Linked DNA regions of Homo sapiens: all the other regions are linked to region 1. The links are chromatin loops, found by intact Hi-C in ENCODE. Cell type or tissue: Caco-2. All regions are shown on one strand. Region 1 holds the start of SALL4 (spalt like transcription factor 4). Region 2 has its middle 9.8 kb from the start of LINC01429. Region 3 has its middle 69 kb from the start of LINC01429.

Evidence for each region. A loop is a pair of places that touch in the nucleus more often than their neighbours do. Peaks named below come from ENCODE experiments on the same cell type or tissue, not always from the same donor. Only the 100,000 strongest peaks of a DNase experiment are listed, where the experiment ranks them.
Region 2: it touches region 1 in a loop (4-fold over the local background); 2 of 110 quality-filtered maps call a loop at or near these places.
Region 3: a loop joins it to region 1, with 2.7 times the contacts of the local background. A loop is called at or near these places in 3 of 110 quality-filtered maps.

What each region holds. Positions count from the first base shown.
Region 1 is chr20:51,797,037-51,805,036 of GRCh38, reverse strand. It overlaps SALL4 (spalt like transcription factor 4), which reads left to right and starts at 2,516. Exons shown (of 4, transcript NM_020436.5): 1 at 2,516-2,758. The coding sequence starts at 2,629. RefSeq lists enhancers at 2,170-2,811, 3,455-4,097, 4,613-4,662, 4,810-5,733. In Caco-2, CTCF peaks have their summits at 3,421 and 4,692 (motif pointing left); DNase peaks (open chromatin) are centred at 2,376, 4,386, 4,686, 7,556 and 3 weaker places; H3K4me3 peaks cover 2,988 bases.
Region 2 is chr20:51,868,758-51,876,757 of GRCh38, reverse strand. No RefSeq gene overlaps it. Among named protein-coding and RNA genes, the nearest start is that of LINC01429, 9.8 kb to the right of the region's middle. In Caco-2, no CTCF peak of the experiment used is centred here; a DNase peak (open chromatin) is centred at 4,677.
Region 3 is chr20:51,928,383-51,936,382 of GRCh38, reverse strand. No RefSeq gene overlaps it. Among named protein-coding and RNA genes, the nearest start is that of LINC01429, 69 kb to the right of the region's middle. In Caco-2, no CTCF peak of the experiment used is centred here; a DNase peak (open chromatin) is centred at 4,852; H3K4me3 peaks cover 475 bases.

The DNA of each region.
Region 1 (8,000 bases):
CTCTGGTGACCCGCCAGTCTTGGCCTCCCAGAGTGCTGGGATTACAGGCGTGAGACACTGTGCTCAGCCTGAAACAACTTTTGATTACGGACTTGCCTGTTGCTATGCCCTCCGTTCATCCCCTGCTTTGCTCTAGGACTTACTTTATTTTCCACCAACTGGCTCCTGGCTGCAGCTGTTAAACTGGGGGTAGATTCAAAACATGTACTGTGTCCTGCTTTTCTTGATATGACATTTGTGGAAGGTTTCCATTTGAGGGAAACTTCTTGACTTCATCTGTTGGAGTGATTTCTGAAGACCCAAGATTTTTCTAGGACACTTTAAATTTAGTTTACTGTACTCCGATTTTTCTTCTTTAGCTATCTTCTCTATATTCAGCTATAGTTGGAAGACAGGTATTAGGATGTGATAGAATTTTGGAGTCAGACTTAGAAACTGACCACCGGCTTAGAAACTGACCACCAGCTCAGCCAGTTTCTAATTAAGTCACTTCATGTCTTTGAGCCTCAGTTTCAAAATGGAGAGGACAATAGGGCCAACCTCCATGGGAAGATAAAACAAGGCGGTGTGCATTCATTTAATGCAGTCTGTGGCATGTACAAGGGGCTCAATCAATTATTATTATTACTATCACTTGGAGAGTCAAGCGGCACAATTTTGTCTCGTAGTAAGGCTAACATGTTACAACTATCATCTACTAAAATAAATATAAACAACTATATAAATGAAATTTTCCTTAACCCAATAGTATTTTTTGAGCCATAAACCCACTGCACATTCGTTTAGATTTGTAAGTTAGATCTCCTGCCACACTATCTTACACAGAAAAGGTGTTGAGAATATTAGTAGATTAGTCAGCAAGGCAGGTGCTAATTGGCCTTTTTACTCAGTATCAGAATTCTAAACTGCTTCTATGTATTATTAAACCAAATTCTTACCTTTTCAATCTGGCTGTTGGCTATAATTCTGTCTTACTTGCTTTAAATATTATACATAAAATAAGGCAAGACTTTTTCAGAGACTCAAAAATTGAAGGTTAATCTTCCTTCAACAAGTTTTTACTGATGGCCACGAATATAAAAAAGATGATCAAGCTGATTTATTTTCTGCCTTGGGTTGTCCAAATACCCAGGTGAACACATTGATGAGCCCAGCATTCCATTTTGCTTGTATTCCTGATGAGTTTACAAGCTGGGAACGTGATGAATAACTAATCAAGAGAATGCAATGCACAAATGTGGAGGGAGGGTTTATATCTGCACAGTCCCTTACAATGAAGTAAATGCCAAACAAAGACGCATGCCCAGAGCAGTTATGGAAAGACCAATCAAAGACTTAGCAGGTTGATGATTTCATCATTCATTTAACATTTATTGAGCATGTACATTGTGTAAAGCAGTTAGCCAAATTAAGTATACATGAATTTACGGTATAAATGTGTATACATGTAATATATCATATACACACACACAAGCCCCACTTTAAAAAATTCCAGGCATCATGTGTCAATGATACAATCACTTTGAACGATACACCTTTTCTGTAATAATGTGTGTATTGCACAAAAAAATTCCAATAGTGATTAGTAACAACCAGATACTGTGACAGTGCCCCATTGCCATTCCATGGGAGATGCAAGAGCATTGTCTCAGTAATAAAATATGATGTTATCAGGCATTTATGGCTCCTGGGGAAAAAAATGCAATTGCTTGCTGTTTTGATATTATCTCTGACTATGCTTGCTTATCATTTGCCATTTCTATATTTAGTAGCCAGTCATTTTGAAGTTAAAAAAAAATCAAGGTTTGCATTGTAACCACAAACCAGTCTTTGTGAACAGGAATCCTGGAGGCTATTAATCAGCTTTTAAAGGAGGTAAGTCATGGTGGTGGTGGGGTATCTGAAATTTTGGAAGTTCCGAGCTCACTTTAAGAGTTGAGATGGGTGGGAGGGCTGAAAACACCACCATTCATCATTCTTCAGTTATCTCGAGACTCAACTTAAACATTTTTAATCAAAAAGATGGGAGGGGACACGGGTCACATCTCAGGTTTGGGGGAATGTGTGTGCGTGTAGATGTGAAAACTGAGCCAAAATATTCCACTGTGAAGAGATCTCCCTTCTCGGCTGGTGGACATCAACCTTACCAAGTAATCTTTGGAGCAAGTAACTACCAAATAAAGCCGTTCCAAAACTTCTACGTAAGCTCCTACTTTTTAATGAGTACGCATTTCTCCCCATTTTCTTTTCCTCTCCAAGGACTGAGATAGCTGGAGCAAGGATGGGTCCCCCTCTGATTTCGTCCCCGCCCCAGCCAATCTGAGCCCGGATGCTAATTAGCTGCGCTCCCCTGATGAACACGCCTTTGTCACAAGTAGGCCCGGACTACAAAGCCCAGAATGCCTCACCCCTCCCTGATCAATGAGGGCTTATTTAAATGATCTCTGAGGTCTTGGACCCAGGCCAATCAGCTGTCAGGGCTCATGATAAATCGCAATGCATTATTGATAATAATAATTACTGGGACATGCGCGTTCCGGCCGAAGGGGGGTAAATTTCCCAACTCCAGGAATTTGTGGCGGAGAGGGCAAATAACTGCGGCTCTCCCGGCGCCCCGATGCTCGCACCATGTCGAGGCGCAAGCAGGCGAAACCCCAGCACATCAACTCGGAGGAGGACCAGGGCGAGCAGCAGCCGCAGCAGCAGACCCCGGAGTTTGCAGATGCGGCCCCAGCGGCGCCCGCGGCGGGGGAGCTGGGTGAGTGGGGCTGGGGCGCCCGCCCGGGGAGGGGAGCTTCCCGGACGTACGCGGGATCCTCGAGGGCGCAGGCTTCGGGGAGCGGGCGGCGTCCAGCGCAAATTCAGGAGCCGAGATTTGGGGGCTCAGTGCCCGGGAGGAGAGGTCTCCTCCTCTCCCCACCACCCCGCCTTTTGCACATTTCACACTTTTTTCCTCTTCTCCCCTCTTGTGTAAGTTTCACCCCCAGCTTTCTCCCCTAATTGTAAAATTGACCCCCACTCGCTCCTCTGTTCTCGCTCCCGAAAGGTTCCCTTCTCCTTGTCCTCTGCCCCTCACTTAATTGGTTCCACTCCCCTCACTGGTGTTACCCCCCCCCCTTGTAACTTAGGTCCCCCTCCCTCGCGTCGCTCTCAAAAGAAAGAACCCCGGGGGATCCCCACCCTCTCCACCAGCCCCTTGGGGCTTTTCTTGGAGGCTGGAGGAGGGGCGCACCCCTGGAAGACCCCCCGGAGGAGGACGATCTGTTGCACGCGCCCCTCCCGGGCCAAGTGGGGGGAGGGGGCGCGACCTCTCCCCACCCTCAGGAGCTGGGGTGCGGGCCACCCGCGCTGCGCAGGGGATTGGAGGGCCCAGAGAGGTGGGGGAGGAGGGCTCAATGTTTCCCTTTAAAATTTTTTTCTTTTCTGGATTTCGCCTTTTCTGCCCGGGCTGCGCCGCCTGCCGATCTTCGCCCTAACCTTTCGGGGCCTGACCTCCAGCCATCTTTGATTTCCGACTTCCTAAAAATAACCGCGGCAAGCCCGAGGGTGCGAGCCCCCAGTGGCCGGGGTGGCGGGCGCGCGGCAGCCCCACTGGGGTGCACCGGCCTCCCGTTTTGCGTGGCTTTTCTGGAGCGCTCGGCTTTCCACATTTGCGCTTGGGTGTGAAAGGGGAGAGGTGGGGGGCCAGAGCGAACTCCCGCGGCTGACCTGGCCCACGCTTCCGCGGCCAGCGTTTCCCAGATCGAGGGGAGTTCGGGACCCCAGCCGCGCCAGGAACGGCGGGGCCAACTCTGTTCCCACTTCATCACTTCACCGCGGAGGTTTTAGGAGCGAGGCGGTTTTCCACTATCTCGTCTCCATCCCGGCCCGCCAAATTGTCGCCTGATAAGTTTTTAGCGTGCGCGTGGGGGGAGGGGGGATTTGTAGCCTCCTCTCCGGCCTTGTTCGTCGCTCCGCTCCCCGCCTGCTTTCTAATTTCCCTGCAGCAGACGGGTGTGCGCGGCAACCCCGGAGGACTCTCAGAGACCATCTCTGATACCCGGGGTTTCCCGAGAAGACGGTCGCCACTTTTTGGCTTCCGTATCCCCGCCTTTTTGTCGGAGACTGAATGTAATACATTTCCCAAGTTTATAATACGTCAATAGAATTCCCCGTTTAACATTTTTCCAGGGCAAATTAAAAGGATCGGCTTGACGGAGGGGATGGCTGGGCGTTTTCGGGGCGCCGGGTGGTCAGCGCAGCGCGCACCCGAGGTCCCAGGCGCCTGGAGGGACTCTCTTTGTGCCTTGGTTGGGGGCGGGGTGGGGTGGGGGTTGAGGGGAGCGTGAAGGCTTCGTGGCCTGGCCCACCTGGAACAAAAGGGTTAACCCTCAGCCCGCCTGCTTCCTCCGGAGAGGAGGGGCGAGCTCCTGGTTCTGACCCCTCCCCTGGTCCTACGCTGACCTCCCCTTCCCCCTTCATTTTGGGTGGGCGCACACACGTGGGGCTTTTGGTGGTGTTTGGCACCTTTCGGGAGGGAAGCTTGTTACGAGAGGGCTTCTGAAATTAACGATGGTTGGAGTTTGGAATCAGAGTCAACCTGAGCTGAGCTAAAACCTCGGGCCTGGCCGTGCGCTGCCACTGCGATTTGGGAGGGAGGGGAGTTGGCTATTGATCACCAGGGTTGTCGCGGACAGCCCACCCGGCTTGCGCGCGGGCGCCCCCTGGAGGCCCAGCTTGAAGCCTAGCCCTTTGCTGGGAGGCGGGGTCCCTTCGCAGGTACTGGCTCACACCTGGTGGGTGGGACGGGTTGTGGGGGTGAATGGAGAGTGCTGGGCTGGGCCAAGGATGGGTACCCTAGGGGATTCGTGCCGGTCGCCTGCTTGATCGTCGTCTGTGCCCGCTGTTCTTTGCCAAGTGTGGAATTCTTGGTAATAACTCCTGGCGGCTAGAATGTGTTTGCAGAGCCTCCAATTGCCTCCTTGGGAGAGAAGGTTGTTTTCCCAAGCAGTGCGTTTTTAATGGCTGCGTTTGGGTTGTTTGCATTTGAGCTGCCTAAAATTATATGTGTTAGGTATATAATGTAGACATACATATCTAACTTAGATGTATGTATATGTCTCACATAATTTTTTAGAATGCAGATTGAGCTGGTCTTATTTTGCAAAGCCATTCGAGAATGCAGTTTTTGAGGGAGGAAAATGACGTCTGGCGATCAATTAGCAGATCAAAAAATCTGCAGGTGGTCGCAGGGCTAACACTACATACAGGAAAAATTAGCATTTTCTCAAAAGAGTTTCAAATGCCCTTTGTGCTAAACTGGATTACAAACATCAACGATTAGGATTCCCAAGTTTCGAATAACTTCCTATTTCCAATTACTCACCAAAATGACCTACGCTGGCTTAGAAGGATTTTGACGTTAGTTAACGTTTCAGGTCAACTTTCTACGTTAGACTTCATGTGGGTTTCCCATAGGGAGAGAAGCTACAATTTGCCAAACAGCTCCTTTTGTTGAATAAAAATGTGCAGTGCAGAAGCAAATGATACTTTGTCATTCGTGCTGCTGTTAGTGAGCTTCCTCCTGGGCTGTGGGTTGGGGAACCATCTTGGGAGGCAGAAGGCAGTTAGCATTTCCTTTTTTAAAATGTGAAGTGTTAGGTTGATGCCTGGGAAGTCAGGTTTTAGAATGGGATCCGCGTTCCACTGTGGCTGTGTGACTTTCAGCTGTGTAACCTTGAAGCCAGCTTGGTGGCGTTTTCTGTTTTTTTGTTTTTTCTGAGTTTTTGGGTTCCTCCTCTATATAGCAGTGATAAAATGCCCTGTTTAGATAATTTCAACTATAGAAGGGCTACTATGAATTGGGAATGTGATCAGTCTTAATTTTGTTCAAAATACCAAAATGTTTTTATTTGTGTTTATTGTGTCAAGATGGTGTTGAGCTGCCAGTTGAGGCAATCTAGCAGAAATGGCAGTGTGCTGCCTGCCAGACACCAGGCTGGGGACTCGAGTGCGCTATCTTTAATTCAAGATATTAAAGACCAAAAGTGATAGTCATGTTTTTACTCATTTTAAATTGCAGCACCTGTTTGAAATGGCTTTGCCCGTGGTGCCTTGCCCTGCTTGATGGCCCATGGTGTCTTGTCCTGCCTCGCCCCAGAGCCCAAGGAACTGTTTTTTTTGTTTTGTTTTGTTTTGTTTTGTTTTGTTTTTATTGGTTTTTTAAAAATAACCTTAGGTCAGTTGGTGATGTGATGAGATGTTCTTTTTGGCATCTTCGACAAGGGAGCCGTGATTGGTGCTTGGCTGGTTGGGTTTGGTGGCCTCTCCTCTGCCATCTTAAATGTTGGGATGTGCCTTCACACGGTTTAGATGAAGAGGTCCCAGAAATAAAACAATGTTGGAGTTTGGTCGGCTTCTCTGGGTTGTACTACCCTGGAAAAATTGATGGCGAAAAGAGTTCCAGAAGTTGTCCCTTCCTCATCACCTTTAGCCTACAGTACTTTTGACTATTTTTTAAAATGTCTAAACATTTTTAAAAGCCACTAAATCCAGATAAGAACTGCATCGCCAGTCACCACAATCCCCCCCCACCCCCGCCCCAACAAATTGTATGTCTGTGTCAGGATTTGTTCAGGGGGGCTCTGGAGACAGGCGACAAAAACCCCTGCCCTCATGGAGTTTGCAAACTTGCCTGATCTCTAGTTGGGGACGAGTGGGACACTTCCCTAACCTTGGAAGCAAACAGAAGTCACACGCCTTAGCGCCTGTGAAACTTTCTTTGAGCCATTTACTCTTTTTTTCCTCTCCAGCAGCATCCCCGAATTTTGGTTCAAGGCTGTTTGAAACTTTGCCTTTTTTAGATCTTAATTAGGTGGAAACTTAAAGTCTTATCTGCCTTCTATGAATTGAGTTGAAGGCTTTTTGACTGCTAAAATTAAGCTGCTAAAGAGGCAGTTTTCTTTCAACTGGTTAAATACTTAAGAAGGCACATAATTTCCTTTTGTTTTTTGGTAAGCAATTATCCTGGGGTTGGGGGAGGGTAGAAGATGTTGTGTGCTTTAGATAATCTACTCATTGTCGTTCTTTAAATGTAGGAATGAAAAAAAGATAAGCTTGAGTCATAATGCTTTTATCAAGATATACAGGTTTTACTTTTTAAGCATTTCAGTGTCTCCAGAATTTGATTGGCCACTAGTAGATGAACTTTCTTCCTATACAATAGTAAGAGTATTTTCTATCCATTTGGCAGTGATTGAATCTAAGACCCCTGCTGGGTTTACTGCATTCTTCCAACTTATTGGATAACTAGATGCTGCAAGATAACATTCCTAAAATTCGGGGTGGGGGTGGGGTGGAGAAATGGAAGAACTAGTTGCTGTGTAATCCCTCTGAACTTTGCTTTTTTTTTTTCCTTTTTGGTTAACTTAAGCATGCCCAGCAATTGTTCATAACAGAATCTTCTTACTCCTTGGCAAATACAGTTGCGGTATTTACCAGTGGTGGCCTGGATGTAGAAGCACTTTTTACTGCACAAGCAAACAGAGCTGCTGCTGTTTTAAGAGTCAAGTGGGATGTTGCTGGTGGAGGCTACAGAAGAGGCAAGCTTGTGTATACAGCAAAGGCAAGCTGGTATTCAGGCTGTAAATCACTCTGGGAACTGCTGGATCCTTCTAGGGGAGGGAGCTTAACCTTTTTTGTGCCATAGATCCCTTCTCAACATAGTGTATAAAATACATAGATGACCAAGGAAATAAATTGCATTGAAATACAGTCATCAAAAATGAAAACATTTTTAACTTAGTAATATCAGCTACTTTATTAATACAATAAATAACAAGATCTAGTAGCCTGTCAGATAACAAGAATTTCCAAGTCATAACAACTTGTAACACTATATGAAAATATCTGTGGTCTCCACTGATGACAAAGTCACAAGTTCTATTAATACCACTGTGGTATGTTGCTTATATTCATCATTGAAAGAAAGGTTGAATTTTAGTTCAGCTTAGTGAAAATTA
Region 2 (8,000 bases), 72 kb before region 1:
CCTGTGGCTTTTCAGGGGTTTATGAGCTCCCAGGCCTCCTCCACAATAGGATGCAGGATGACTCTTAACACCTCATTAAGGATGTTTTTTACCAAATGCTGATAATAAAAAACAGCCCTAAAAGCCGGGCTCATTTTTATTCAGAATCCTCTCCTGTGAAATATAAAAAGATGTCATAAAATGTAAATACAATGGAGAGTCCCCATCTCGGGTGGACTCATTACAACGTTCATGTGGACAGATCCTGGGGAAGTCAAGGCTGGGTCCCTGCCATGGAAACTGCCTTTTTCTCCTGGCAAAGGTGCCTTCAGTTTCTGGAGAAAGGAAACGCCTGTGAGATTCATAATCCTTGCCTTGTTTCATCACCAACTGAAATCTTTTTTTGAGCTTTTCATTTCTGATCACATTACAACTTTGTCACTGGGGCCTTTCATGGCTAACCCTGAAACCCTTTTATTTATAGAATAGTGTAAAACTCGTTTTTGTTTGTTTGAGACAGAGTCTCACTCTGTCGCCAGGCTGGAGTGCAGTGGCATGAGCTTAGCTCACTGCAGCCTCCGCCTCCCAGGTTCAAGCGATTCTCCTGCCTCAGCCTCCGAAGTAGCTGGACTACAGGCGCCCGCCACCACGCCCAGCTAATTTTTGTATTTTTAGTAGAGATGGGGTTTCACCATGTTGGCCTGGATGGTCTCGGTCTCTTGACCTCATGATCCACCCTCCTCGGCCTCCCAAAGTGCTGGGATTACAGGTGTGAGCCACCACGCCCGGCCCATTTTATTTTTTTAGAAAGGGGCTGCCTGGGTGCAGTGGCTCATGCCTGTAATCTCAGCACTTTGTGAGGCTGAGGTGGCAGAGATAGCTTAAGCCCAGGAATTTGAACCCAGCCAGGGCAACATAGTGAGACCCTGTCTGTACAAAAAATTAAAAAATTAGCTGGGTGTGGTGTCACACGTATATAGTCCCAGCTACTTGGGAGCCTGAGGCGGGAGGATCACTTGAACCCAGGAGGTTGAGCCATGATCGCACCACTGCACTCCAGCCTGAGTGACAAAGGGAGACCCTGCCTACAAAAGAAAAAAGGTAAGCGAGAGCAAGTGCTGAAAAAGGGGATATATTTATAAAACCTGGAACAGTGAAAAAAGTTACTACATGTGGGCCGGGCACGGTGGCTCATGCCTGTAATCCCAGCACTTTAGGAGGCCAAGGCGGGCAGATCATGAGGTCAGGAGACTGAGACCATCCTGGCTAACACGGTGAAACCCTGTCTCTACTAAAAAAATACAAAAAAATTAGCTGGACATGGTGGTGGGCACCTGTAGTCCCAGCTACTTGGGAGGCGGAGGTAGGAGAATGGCATGAACCTGGGAGGAAGAGGTTGCAGTGAGCTGAGATTGCACTCCAGCCTGGGAGACAGAGTTGAGACTCTGTCTAAAAAAAAAAAAAAAAAGTTGCTACATGATGTAAGCCCTGGAAATTATTCTTGTTTCCAGAGATTCTGGTATGAGGCAATGTAATTCTAAGTTAAACTTGGACCACCCTGAATGGAAAACCTCAGTCACTGGCCAAGCTGTATGACTCTGGCATGAGACCTCTTCTCTCTGTCTCTTTTTTTTTTTTTTTTTTTTGAGACGGAGTCTTACTCTATCACCCAGGCTGGAGTGCAGTGGCACGATCTCGGCTCACCGCAAGCTCCGCCTCCCGGATTCACACCATTCTCCTGCCTCAGCCTCCGGAGTAGCTGGGACTACAGGTGCCCACCACCATGCCCAGCTAACTTTTTTGTATTTTTAGTAGAGAAGGGATTTCACCATGTTAACCAGGATGGTCTTGGTCTCCTGACCTCGTGATCCACCCGTCTTGGCCTCCCGAAGTGCTGGGATTACAGGCGTGAGCCACCGCCCCCAGCCCTCTCTGTCTCTTACTCTGTAAAATAAGACTGTGGGGAGTGGTACCTGCCTCTGGGGTCTACTCCAAGAATCAAATGAGATGATGCTGGCAATATACTTGGTGTGTTCATTGACAGAAAGCCCTCAATAAATGGTATTAATACTTAGTATTCATTCATTCATTCAACAAATATTTACTGGGCACCTATTTGTGCCCAGCACTGTTCTAGCATCACACAACAAGTTCATACCCTCTTGAACTGACCTTTCAGTAATCCTTCTCCAGGGCATAGGAAGGTAAAAGCAAGTGGGATCTAATCACTGCTCTACCCCTTGCTAGGCATGTGAGCCCCTCAAACTCTGGAGTGAAGGGTTCCCCAGGAGTTGCCACCCTTTTCTTGATTTAGACAAGAGTTTCTCAACCTCAGAGCTATTGGCATTTGGGGCCATGTAATTTCTTTTACTGGGGTAGAGGGAGGCCGTTCTGTGCAGTGTAGAATGTGGAGCAGCATCCCTGGCCTCTATTCACTAGATGCCAGCAGCAACCCCATCCCAGGTTGTGATGATCAAAAATGTGTCCAGATAGTGGCAAATGTGCATGGAGGGCAAACCCTCCCCTGCTTGAGAACCACTGGTCTAGATCAATCTCGCCAGCTCTCCACACCTCAGTTTCCTCATCTCTGGGCTGGGATAATAATCTTATCTATTTCGCAGATAATTGGACATGAGAAGTGGATGAAAACAGGCATTGCCTGGCACATAGTAATTCCTCAATAAAAGTGATCTGTTAGCCAATACTGAGGATTAGGGCAAAACTTTCTTGTGTCTATCTAATGAGAACTTTCCTGAAGCCAGTGTTTGGGGTATTTCCCTTTGGGTGCAGGTACTCTGAGCTCTGATATGCCCTGAATTTGGTGGGGAAATCTCACCCCATCCTATGCCTGGTGCTCCCAGGTGGCCAGACCAGCAGTACTGGGTTTGCATATAGCCACGGCCAATGTAGGTCTGTGAGTGATTTATGGACTTTCCTTCCAACTCGGCATTTGCCAGTGAAAGAGTCCAGATAGTTTTAGAAAATTAGACTTGACTTTTTAACGTGCAAATAAAGTTCAGCTGAAAGTCATTCTCCTACCCCGTTGGTTAACAATATAAGTATCTCCAATGACTCTTTTTGTGGGAAGCTTCTGGAACCCCAAAAATCCAAGGCAGATTAAGAAAGATGAAGGCCAGGTGCAGTGGCTCACACTGTAATCCCAGCACTTTGGGAGGCCAAGGCGGGTGGATCGCTTGAGTTCAGGAGTTTGAGACCAGCCTGGGCAATACGGCGAAATTCCGTCTCTACTAAAAATACAGGCTGGGCACGGTAGCTCACGCCTGTAATCCCAGCACTTTGGGAGGCTGAGGCGGGCAGATCACTTGAGGTCAGGAGTTTGAGACCAGCCTGGCCAACATGGTGAAACCCTATCTCTACTAAAAATACAAAAATTAGCCGGGTGTGGTGGCGGGCGCCTGGTAAGCTCAGGAGGCTAAGGCAGGAGGATCGCTTGAACCCAGGAGATGGAGGTTGCCGTGAACCAAGATTGTGCCACTGTACTCCTGGCCAATAGAGTGAGACTCCAACTCAAAAAAAATTACAAATAAAAATCCAAAAATTAGCCGAATGTGGTGGTGCACACCTGTAATCCCAGCTACTCTGGAGGCTAAGGCACAAGAATCGCTTGCACCCCGTAAGTGGAAGTTGCAGTGAGCCAAGATCGCACCACTGCCCTCCAGCCTGGGCAACAGAGCGAGACTCCATCTCAAAAAAAAAAAAAAAAAAAAGAAAGATAAGGAAGAATTAGAGGAGCAGTTCAGAGCATGAGCTATGGAGACACAGACACCATTTAAGGTGTGACCTTGGACAAGTCACTTTAGCTTTCTGAGCCTCGGTTTCTTCACCTGTCAAATGGGGATAATAATAACACCAAGCTCATTTGGTTGTTAAGATGAAACGAGACACGTCAGGTAAAGCACTGTCTTTGCCCAGCACCTGACACATTGCAGAGCCTCATAAATGGGAGCTAAATATGAACAAATGTTTTTGTCCTGTTGAGTCGCAGGCATTGCTTGCCCCCAAGGTACGGAGGAAATAGAGTGACCAGTTCATCCAGACTTGCTTGGGACTTTCCTGATCTCTTGTCCCAGGAAACCCTTTCATCTCAGACAAACAGGGACAGTTGGCCACCTGAAAGGATGACTTTGAAAGTGATTTTCGGCTGGGTGCAGTGGCTCACGCCTGTAATCCCAGCACTTTGAGAGGCCAATGTGGGCGGATCGTGAGGTCAAGAGATTGAGACCATCCTGGCCAATATGGTGAAACCCCATCTCTACTAAAAATACAAAAAATTAGCTGGGCATGGTGGCGGATGCCTGTAATCCCAGCTACTCGGGAGGCTGAGGCAGGAGAATCGCTTGAACCAGGGAGGTGGAGGTTGCAGTGAGCCAAGATCGCGCCACTGCACTCCAGCCTGGGTGACGGAGTGAGACTCTGTCTCAAAAAAAAAAAGAAAGTGATTTTCTGCTTCAGTGTCCTGGGCAGAGATGGCAGCAGGGTTAATCTGTGACTGGCTGGTGGTTTGGAAAAAGAGGCGAGTCCCTCTCCACATAGGCTGCTCCAAGAGAGAAGATGCTTTGTGAGTTTCCAGCGGAGGTTTACGAGCACTCTTCTTGAAGGTTTAATGGTCCTGGGTGATTTATCCTATCTGGAGAGTCATTGCTATAAGGAGAAACCTGCTCCCCAAGCTTCTGCTTTCCTTTACCACCAAACCTTTCATCTTCCCGAAGAATCAAGAGAATCGGCTCCAGCCCTCATAAATAACCTTATTACGGCCACACAAAGGCAGGGTCCCATCGGCCTGCAAGACTGGACTTCTCAAATAGTAGTTTCATAAACCAGTTTGACCAGAATGGGAGAATACTTAATAGGATCCACAGAGGGTGATTTAAATGGAGGAAAGACACAGCTGGAATTGGGTGCTGGGTCCCTGGAGTGATGAGCTTAGAATCACACACTAGGCACTCTCTGAAGTGCTGAAGTTACCCACTCGGTTACCTTTCCTGGATGTCTCTGAGTACTTAAAATACAAGAATGGCCCAAGGAATGGTGGCTCACACCTGTAATCCCAGCACTTTGGGAGGCTGGAGGCAGGAGGATCACTTGAGCCCAGGAGTTCCATACCAGCCTGGGCAACATAGTAAGATCCCATTTCTACAAAAAATAAAAAAAATTAGCTGAGTGTGGTGGCAGGTACCTGTAGTTCCAGCTACTTGGGAGACTGAGGTGGGAGGATCACTTGAGACCTGGAGGTCGAGGCTGAAGTGAGCTGTGATTGTGCCACTGTACTCCAACCTGGGCAACAGAGCAAGACCCTACCTCAATTTAAAAAACAAAAAAACAAAAAAACAAAAAAAACAAACAAGAATTCCTTCCCATGGTAAAAACCTTCTCACATGGTGGTGAACAAGAATAATATCTATATAAGGTTTTAATCCAGTACTGTCCATCAGAACTTTCCACATTGGTATAAATATTTTTAATCTGCATTATATAATACAATAGCAACTAGCCCAAAGTAACTGTTGGACCCTTGAAATAGTGGGCCCATGTGACTAAGGAACTGAATTTTTAATGTTATTTAATTTCAGTCAATTTAAATTTAAATAGCCACATATGGCTAGTGGCTACATATTGGACAGCATAGTTTTAAACTCATAAACAGATTTATAATAAAAGGTATTGTAAAGGCTGTACGTATAATTTCCTTTTCAGATCTCAAGAACATAAAGGAACCTTTATTTTTTATTTTTCTGCTTAGCTTTACCTTTAAAAATGTTTTTATTTCTAATTATTATGGATATGTAATCATTGTACATGTTTATGATAAAGGGAATTTTACCACCTATATCACAGTGGTGGCCCTATGTTCTTCTGATGTGTGCTGTTCACATCAGAGTTACCAACTGAGGCGGAGTTAGGTATGGTCCAGGTCACTGGAACCTTGTTTACTCTTTTCTTTTTGGACATGGTGGGTGTGGGGGTGGGGCACTTTACTTTATACCTGTGACAGTCCACAGAAAATTTGGATATTTAGGCTGGGCACAGTGGCTCACGCCTGTAATCCCAGCACTTTGGGAGGCCGAGGCAGGCGGATCACGAGGTCAGGAGATCGAGACCATCCTGGCTAACACAGTGAAACCCCGTCTCTACTAAAAATACAAAAAAAATTAGCCAGGTGTGGTGGCGGGCGCCTATAGTCCCAGCTACTCAGGAGGCTGAGGCAGGAGAAAGGCATGAATCCGGGACGCACAGCTTGCAGTGAGTCGAGATCGTGCCACTGCAGTCCAGCCTGGGCAACAGAGCAAGATTCTGTCTCAAAAAAAAAAAAGAAAATTTGGATATTGAGAATGAAGGAAATATCAGAAAGATTTTTGTAAAATAACATAAAAATGTTAAATCGCAGAACTAGTGAATTTTGTATTAAAGACTGAAGAAAATATCCAATTTAAAAGGTGCATAAAATTTAAAAGGAACAATTATATACCGCCCCCTACTACCCCTACCCTCCTTAACTCCACCACTGCACAGTTGCATCCCCACCTCCACACAGAAAACCACCCTTAAAAACTCTGAGAAAATTATTTCAGGCCTTCTTCTATACACACACATACACACACACATATAAAGCAATGCATGTATGTGTGTGTTTACATATAATTTTTTAAAATAAAAAAATTAATGATGCGTACTGATCTATATCTTGCTTAATTTTTAGATCAATTTTTTCTTTTTTTTGCGGGGGGGATGGAGTCTCACTCCGTCTCCCAGGCTGGAGTGCAGTAGCATGATCTCAGCTCACTGCAAATTCCGCCTCCCGGGTTCAGGTGATTCTCCTGCCTCAGCCTCCCAAGTAGCTGGGATTACAGGCGCCCACCAGTCCTGGCTAATTTTTTGTATTTTTAGTAGAGATGGGGTTTCACCGTGTTCACCAGGATGGTCTCGATCTCCTGACCTTGTGATCTGCCCACCTCAGCCTCCCAAAGTGCTGGGATTGCAGGCATGAGACACCGCGCCCAGCCAGTTTTTTCTGTTTCTTGAGACAGAGTCTCATTCTGTCATCCAAGCTGGAGTGCAGTGGCATGATCTTGCCTCACTGCAACCTTGACTTCCCAGGTTCCAGCAATTCTCCTGCCTCAGCCTCCCAAGTAGCCGGGACTGCAGGTGTGCACCACCACCCCCAGCTGATTTTTTTGTGTGCGTGTTTTTAGTAGAGATGGGGTTTTGCCATGTTGGCCAGGCTGGTCTCGAACTCCTGGCCTCAAGTGATTTCGCCCACCCAGGGCCTCCTAAAGTTCTGAGATTACAGGCATTAGCCACCATGCCTGGCCATTTTTATATGAATTTTATAAGCATATTAAATAATTTTTGTTGTAAAAATGTGAAGATCACACAGAACAAAGTATTCACATCCCACCCCTCCTTTTCCACTCCCCTTCTTAGAATCACGGTTTTAGATCTTTTTCTGTGCATTTGTTCCCATCTAAAAATACACAGCTTTATTTTTTGATAAATGCCCAATATATAAAGTGATGATTAACCTTATTAATGATTGAGACAATGCAAATTAAAACCGCAAGATTGGCAAAAATTAATAAATTTAAGGGCACCCAGTATTGATAAGGATATAGGACAAAAAGGAAACTCTTTTACACAGTTGGTGAAAAGTGTAGTTGGTACAACCACCTTAAAAAATAGCTTTGAAATATCAGATACAGCTGAAAACGCACATACCCTCTGACCAAGCAATTTCATTCATAGATAAATATCCTAAACATTTCTGGCATACATGTCCCAGGAGCCATGTACAACAATGCTCTTGGCAGCATTGTGAGTAACAGCAAAAATCTGGATACAACCTAAATGCCCCTTCCCAAGAAAATGGGTGACTAAATTATGTGATCATCATAGATTAGAACACAACTATGAAAATTAATAGTGGTCCTGGATGAATCTCAGGAACATAATATTAAAGCAAAGCCCCTAAGTACAAAAGAATGCATGGTGTTTCCAAAAAAGTG
Region 3 (8,000 bases), 130 kb before region 1:
GGGACTACAGGTGCACACCACCACGCCTGGTTAATCGTTTGTATTTTCAGTAGAGACGGGGCTTCACCATGCTGGCCAGGCTGGTCTCGAACTCCTGACCTCATGATCCACCCTCCTCGGCCTCCCAAAGTGCTGGGATTACAAGCGTGAGCCACCGCGCCTGGCCGCACTTTTGTTTTTTAATGTCCTTACACATAGATCTATGACATTTTATCTCTACATAACCTCTAAAAAAAAAACAATTAACACAGAAATACAAAGTAGAGAACATTCAAACCCATTGTGATGTTTGGGCTGTTTTCCCCAGGTTATTTTCTCTGTGTAGATGCTATTTTTTAAAACAACAATAAAGGATCTTCTAAGCTGGAAATTTTTTATTTTTTGAGATGAGGTCTTGCTATGTTGCCCAGACTGGCTTCCAACTTCTGGGCTAAAGCAATCCTCCCATCTCAGCCTCCTGAGTAGCTGAGGAATATAGCTACTGTGCCTGGCTAAAATTTGCTTTAAAAAAAAAATTGTGGGCCAGGTGCGGTGGTTCACGCCTGTAATCCCAGAACTTTGGGAGGCCGAGGCGGGTGGATCATGAGGTCAGGAGATCGAGACCATCCTGGCTAACACAGTGAAACTCCATCTCTACTAAAAATACAAAAAAAAAAAAAAATTAGTCGGGCGTGGTGTCGGGTGCCTGACACCCAGCTACTCGGGAGACTGAGGCAGGAGAATGGTGTGAACCCGGGAGACAGAGCTTGCAGTCAGCCGAGATAGCACCACTGCACCCCAGCCTGGGCAACAGAGCGAGACTCCGTCTCAAAAAAAAAAAAAAAATTGTGGAAGAGGCCAGGCGTAGTGGCTCATGCCTGTAATCTCAGCACTTTGGGAGGCCAAGGGAGGAGGGCTGCTTGAGGCCAGGAGTTCGAGACCACCTGGTCAACATAGCAAATCCCCGTCTCTATTTAAAAAAAAAATTGTGGAAATCTTTCTGTGTCAAAACATATTTAGATCTACCATATTGTCACTGTCTTTAGGACACTAAAACATCTGCACTGTAGCTATTGACTTCTCATGGAAGTCATCACCCAATTCATACCCAGCCTTTAAATTTCATTGAACAACGTGGTGGGCCCCAACTGTCAGAATTTCAGAACTTGAGCCTTGGCATTTTCTGGCACTCTGTGCCCAGGCCTCCTCCATGCCCTGCCCTGGGCATAAGGGAAAGCACTTGCTTCCCCTCAGAGTGGGCAGGACTTCCGGTCCCTCTTCCCATTGTCCTCCCAGGGTTCACTGCCCCCACACCTGCTTAAGCTTGAATCGCTGTTAACATTTACAAAACATTTTTATGAGACATCCACCTTAACAACTTCCAGCGAAATCATTGGGGGGTCGTTGGGGGTAGGGGGTGGGCTTCTGGCTCCCCTTCCCCCACTCCAGGGCAGCTCATTTCAGGTCTGATGTGAACGGTTCCATTTCTGCCTTTATGCATTGGCATAAACATTTCTTGCAGCCCATAAACACCTTGGCCATTTTACCAGTGTCGTGAAGGATGTTTATGACCCAAATATGAAAACTTTGTGAGAATTAACACTTAGGCAAACAGGCTGTGTTATTCTTGGAAAGAAATATCTTCTCAAAAAGACCCAAAGCAGGCAGGGGCTGCATGTGAAAATACACCCACGTCGGCACACTTAAGTATAAAACCCTGAAGATAGTCTATGATCCAAACTCTTTGCTGTTGCTCAGTAGCAAGGCGGTCCTGCAGTTTTTAATGGTGATCAGCTTCCTGTTTGAGTGTTTTTATAGCGTTATTATGTTGCAAAGTGAATGAGGCAAAATAAAATAGGAAAAGAGATGCTGGACCAGGAGGTTAATAAAAATCCGTGTTGTCACTCGACAGCCTCCCCATACAACTTCTTTTTCCATGCACCTCTGAGTCACTTTGTATTGACAGATGCCATTTGCTCATTTACGATGTGATAATAAAAACCTTCAGCCTTGTTCAATGTTATTCTTTTCCTCCCCTGACAGGAGGGAACCAAATGGTTTGTAGTCCGCTCAGCAGGCATTTTTTCATTAAAGATAATAACCTTGCAATGAACAACATTTAAAAGACATTTCAGAAAAGTAGCAGAATTTGGTCAGGGAGAGAAAGATCTATGGCGACATACTAACCACTCAGACCCAGAAACAGATCTGTAAAATGACCCAGGTTTTACACAATTAAAAAATATTTAGTAAGCATGGATGAATGCTCGACAAGTATGAACCTGAATGACAGTATGTGCAGAGAAAATCAAACATAAGGCTCTGCTCATTTTTGCAATTATGTTGTTTGCATAAAAAATGACATTTAAGCAATAACTGCCTGATATCAACTTTTAATTAATCCTATAGAATCTGATGCCAAAATATTTCCCTGAATTTCTGCCATTAATTTGTTTCTAGTATTTGACTCCGAAGATAATTTAAAACGAAGCCAGGAGGTTTCATAGCTTTTTATTCCAAAAAGCGACACTTTATTGATAGCAATCATTTTCAAAATTAATGGTTTTCCAATCGGGTAAGGTGGCTCACGCCTGTAATCCCAACACTTTGGGAGGAAGAGGTGAGCAGATTGCCTGAGCTCAGGTGTAGGAGACCAGCCTGGGCAACATGGTGAAATCCCATCTCTACTAAAATACAAAAAATAGAAATAAAAAATTAGCTGGGCACGGTGACACATGCCTGTAGTCCCAGCTACTCGACAGGCTGAAGCACAAGAATTACTTAAACCCAGGAGGCGGAGATTGCAGTGAGCCGACACTGCTACTGCACTCCAGCCTGGGCGACAGAGCGAGACTCTGTCTCCAAAAAAAAATAAAAAAGGTTTTCGGCCAGCAGAGCCATATGGCTTTTTTCTTAAAACATATATTATGAGTGCTTTTTGTCACTAGTTCAAATCATAGATTAATCGTACCCACTAGTTTCAAACAAAGCCATATTAGACAGTTGTGACTCAAATTGCTCCATTTCTATATGTGCCATAAACCATAAATTAGAATTGTTGGCAGTCGACAGATGTCTTTTGAAAGAATGTAGACAGATTGCTGTGTTTTAACATTAACTCTCTAGAGTCTAGACAGAAATTCCTTTATAACCACCAATTTTTGTGTATCCTTCCTGAAATGTTCTATATACAAATAAACCTACATAGTAAATACAAGTCACAGGCACAGCCTTGCTTGAAAAGCACAAATGTGATCAACCATATTCAACATATTCTGCCATTTATTGGGTTTTTTCCTTAACCATAAATACGAACATTTCAGCACATATAGATCAACTTTAGTCTTTTTTTATGTTCATTTCTAATATCGAGTTGTAATAATATATAATAGCAAAGAGTATTGAGAACTTACTCTGTGCCAGCCTTGTTCTAAACGCTGTCTGCACATTAACTAGTTTAGTCCTCATCATCAGCCAATAAGTATTCTGAATATCTTTGTTCTACAGATGGGGATATTGAAGAACTAAGAAGTCAACTAATTAACGATGGACTTATTAATGAACAGATTGTTTCCAGATTTTTCTTTTTTTTTGAGACGGAGTCTCTCTCTGTCACAGGCTGGAGTGCAGTGGCGCGATCTCGGCTCACTGCAAGCTCCACCTCCTGGGTTCACGCCATTCCTCTGCCTCAGCCTCCCGAGTAGCTGGGACTACAGGCACCCGCCACCATGACTGGCTAATTTTTTTGTATTTGTAGTAGAGACGGGGTTTCACCGTGTTAGCCAGAATGGTCTCAATCTCCTAACCTCGTGATCCACCCGCCTCGGCCTCCCAAAGTGCTGGGATTACAGGCATGAGCCACCGTGCCCAGCCTAGATTTTTCTTTCTTTTTTTTTTTTTTTTTTGAGACAGGTCTGACTCTGTCACCCAGGCTGGAGTGCAGTGGTGCAATCTCGGCTCACTGCAGCCTCCGCCTCCCAGGTTCCAGCGATTCTCCTGCCTCAGCCTCCTGGGTAGCTGGGATTACAGGCATGCACCACGACGCCCGGCTAATTTTTGTATTTTTATTTTTATTTTTTGCGACAGAGTCTTGCTCTGTTGCCCAAGCTGGAGTGCAGTGGCGCAATCTTGGCCCACTGCAACCTCCTCCTCCCGAGTTTCTCCTGCCTCAGCCTCCCGAGTAGCTGGGACTACAGGCGTGCGCTGCCACAGCTAATTTTTGTATTTTTAGTAGAGACGGGGTTTCGCCATATTGGCCAGGCTGGTCTCGAACTCCTGACCTCATGATCCGCCCACCTTGGCCTCCCAAAGTGCTGGGATTACAGGTGTGAGCCACTGCGCCTGGCCTTAAAATTCATTTTCTAAGTGCTCTTGAGTTAATAGCTTTTCATGCTAGCTGTCCCTCCCATCACCACCAAATGTAGAGGCTAGACTAAAAGACTGAGATTGTTTTCCAAAAATCACGGAAAAGCTATTTGCTGGACACAAATCTCAGCTTTTTCCTCTCATCTTCACTTAGTTATCAAGTTCCCCAAACTTCTAAAAATCAGTTGTTGTTACTGTTGTTGTTGTCATAAAATTCATCCTGAGAAGCAACCCACACACCAAATGGTGAGTCCCAGCAATGACTTCCTCGCACAAGGAGGGGCTTCCTAGATTTTAGGCAGGAGTCATTCCCCAGAAAAAAACACTCAATTATCAACATTCCTAGCTCCCTTTCTCCCTTTCCAATGAGTACACAGCAAAGGCAAACAGCTTTGACTTCAAAAAAGCAGATCAATCTGCTTCCAAACCCACAGTTCAATGCTCATAAAATCGGATCGTGAGCAAGGCGGCTCTGAGTGTCTGCACACCTTCGTACTCAGCAAGACAGAAAGGCACTTCAGCAATTCCTGGTGATTGGTAGGCAGCCCTGTCATCTGTGAACTGAAAGATCAAAGGCTTAACTCCAGGAAGGGAAATGAGGAGAATTAGTGTCCCGCCAGAAACCTCTCGCCCCACAGTAAGGATGGTGGTTCTTCTTATGATCACCAGCTATTTGGATCTTAATTTGGGATTTCATTAAGGGAATATCCACACTTGAATAAGGGGAATGAAGTTTGCTGTTTCTTTTGAAGTCCAGCTATTAGAGTGAATCGTGATTCAGAACTGTCCATATTTGCAAAGCCCAGAGCTGGGTCCCTGGCACACAGTAAAGCCGTGGTAGCTTTGGCCATGGTTTTTATCATGAACATAACTTGATGGCAAAATTATCTGCATGGTTCAAATAAAAAGGAGTGATTTTTATCCTGCTTTTATGGAGCGTTGTGGAAATTTCTAGAATGGAGTCTGGCACATAGAGGAGCTTAAAATCTTTCTTGTACAAATGACTCAGAGCTTTCCTGGATGATTTAGCATCCCCATGAGAAGCTGGCTGAGGCCCAAAGAGCTGATGTCATTTCCCTGAGGTGGGATTTGAACTGAGGTCTCCAGAGGGTTGCCCTGCCTTTATACTTTTCTCCACAAGTTAAGTCCACGTGGCTGAGCCATTGAATTAACTGAGGTGTCTGTCTGTTCTAGTGCAGCCAGTACATGGAAGAGATCATTCTGCAAACATGACGTAGCCAAGCTTAGCCTGCTGGAAACTCACAGACTTTGGGGCCCCACAGACTTGGGCTTAATCCCCAACCCTGACACTGTATCTGTGTGATCCTGGGAAACTCAGTTTACTTCTCTGAGCCTCATGCTCTTCATATGCAAAGTTGAGATCATGGCATACACGTTTTAGGATCCTTATGAGACTACATAAAATAATATCTGTAAAGAATCCACAATTATGGGATGTGGAGACACAGCTGTGTCTATAGGCTATCAAAATAGCGAGTGGGGTAGACAGAATAGTGGCCCCCTAGAGATTGTGTACATCCTAATCACTGGCAACTATAAATATGTTATATTACGTGGCAAAGGGAAATTAAGGAAGCAAATAGAATTAAGGTTGTTAATCAGCTGACCTTAAAATATAGGGATTATCTTGGATGTTCTGAGTGGGCCCAATGTAATCACAAGGGTCCTGTCAGTACCAAAAGGCAGCAGAAGAGTGGGAGACTGTTGTCTATTGTTTCTCTGCTACTTAGAACTATGTGTGGCACATAGTTGATGCTCAATAAATATTTGTGGCGTGAACGACTGACTGAATGAATGAATGCTATGTTAACTCAGATCATTCCTGTGACCATTTTAGAAACTAAATTTGCCAGGCATGGTGGCACACACCTGTAATCCCAGCATTTTGGGAGGCTGAGGCAGAAGGATCGCCTGAGCCCAGGAGTTCGAGACAAACCTGGGCAACATGGCAAAACCCTGTCTCTACAAAAAAATACAAAAATTAGCCGAGCGTGGTGGCATGCGCTTGCAGTCCCAGCTACTTGGGAGGCTGATGTGGGAGGATTGCTTGAGCCTGGGAGGTCAAGGCTGCAGTGAGCTATGCTTGTACCACTGCACTCCACTCTAAGTGACAGAGCAAGACACTGTCTCTAAATAAATAAATAAATAAATTTTGGATTAGGCAAACCAGGAAATTTTGTGTTTAAATTGAATTTTTAAAAACAATTTTATTGTGGTATAATTTACATACCATAAAATTCACCCATTTTGTTGTGCACAGGTCAATGATTTTTTAAGTATATGCACTGAATTATGCAGTTAGTTTCACAACTCAGTTTTGGAAACATTTTCATCATGCTAATAAGGTTCCCTCATTTCTGTCCTTCTTGTTCCCACCTCCAGCCCCTGGCAACCATTCATCCACTCTATGTCTCTGTGGATTTGCCTTTTCAGCCAGGCGTGGTGGCTTATGCCTGTAATCCCAGCACTTTGGGAGACCAAGGTGGGCAGATTTTTTGAACCTAGGAGTTCGAGACCAGCCTGGGCAACATGGTGAAACCCCATCTCTATGAAAAAATATGAAAATTAGCCGGGCGTGGTGGCACACACCTGTAGTCCCAGCTACTGGGGTGGGCAGGCGGGGAAGGCTGAGGTGGGAGGAACGCTTGAGCTTGAAAGGTCCAGGCTGCAGTGAGCCGTGATCACACCACTGCACTCCAGCTTGGGTGACAGAATGAGACCCTGTCTCAAAAAAAAAAAAAAAAAAAAGATTTGCCTTTTCTGGGCATTTCATAGAATAGCAGATCAGAAATATGACTAATGGCAAGATGAGGCATTGTGATGGCTGCAGCCGCTTCCCGTGGAGGGCCCTATGTCATGGGAAGGTGAGAAAGGTGCAGTGAGCATCTTCCCTTAAGGCCCAGGCTCACAGATTGTGGGTGGGGACAGCTTATCCTGGAGACTTGGAGCTCTCAAAACTGGGGTAAAAGTCTGTTTGGTCAACATAGATGGAGATGGAGTGTGTATCAGATGTTAGCAACATGTATCCAGTTCTTCCTTAGTTAGGTTAAATGTGTCTTTTCCCCCCTTATTCCCTTCCTCCCTTCCTCCCTTCCTGCCTTTTCTTTCTTCCTTTTTTTTTTTTTTTCTTTAGAGATGGAGTCTTGCCCTGTCGCTCAGGCTGGAGTGCAGTGACTCAATCTTGGCTCACTGAAACCTCTGCCTCTGGGATTCAAGTGATTCTCCTGCCTCAGCTTCCCAAGTAGCTGGGACTACAGGTGTGTGCCACCATACCCGGCTAATTTTTGGTTTTTGTTTGTTTGTTTGTTTTGTTTTTTTGAGACAGAATCTCACTCTTGTCGCCCAGGCTGGAGTGCAGTGGCGCAATCTCAGCTCACTGCAACGTCCACCTCCTGGGTTCAAGCAATTCTCCTGCCTCAGCCTCCTGAGTAGCTGGGATTACAGGTGCCCGCCACCACGCCCGACTAATTTTGTACTTTTAGTAGAGACAGGGTTTTGCCCTGTTGGCCAGGCTGGTCTTGAACCTCAGGTGATCCTCCTGCCTCGGCCTCCCCAAAGTGCTGGGATTACAGCCGTGAGGCACTGCGTCCGGCCTAATTTTTGTATTTTTTTAGTTGAGATGGGGTTTCACTATA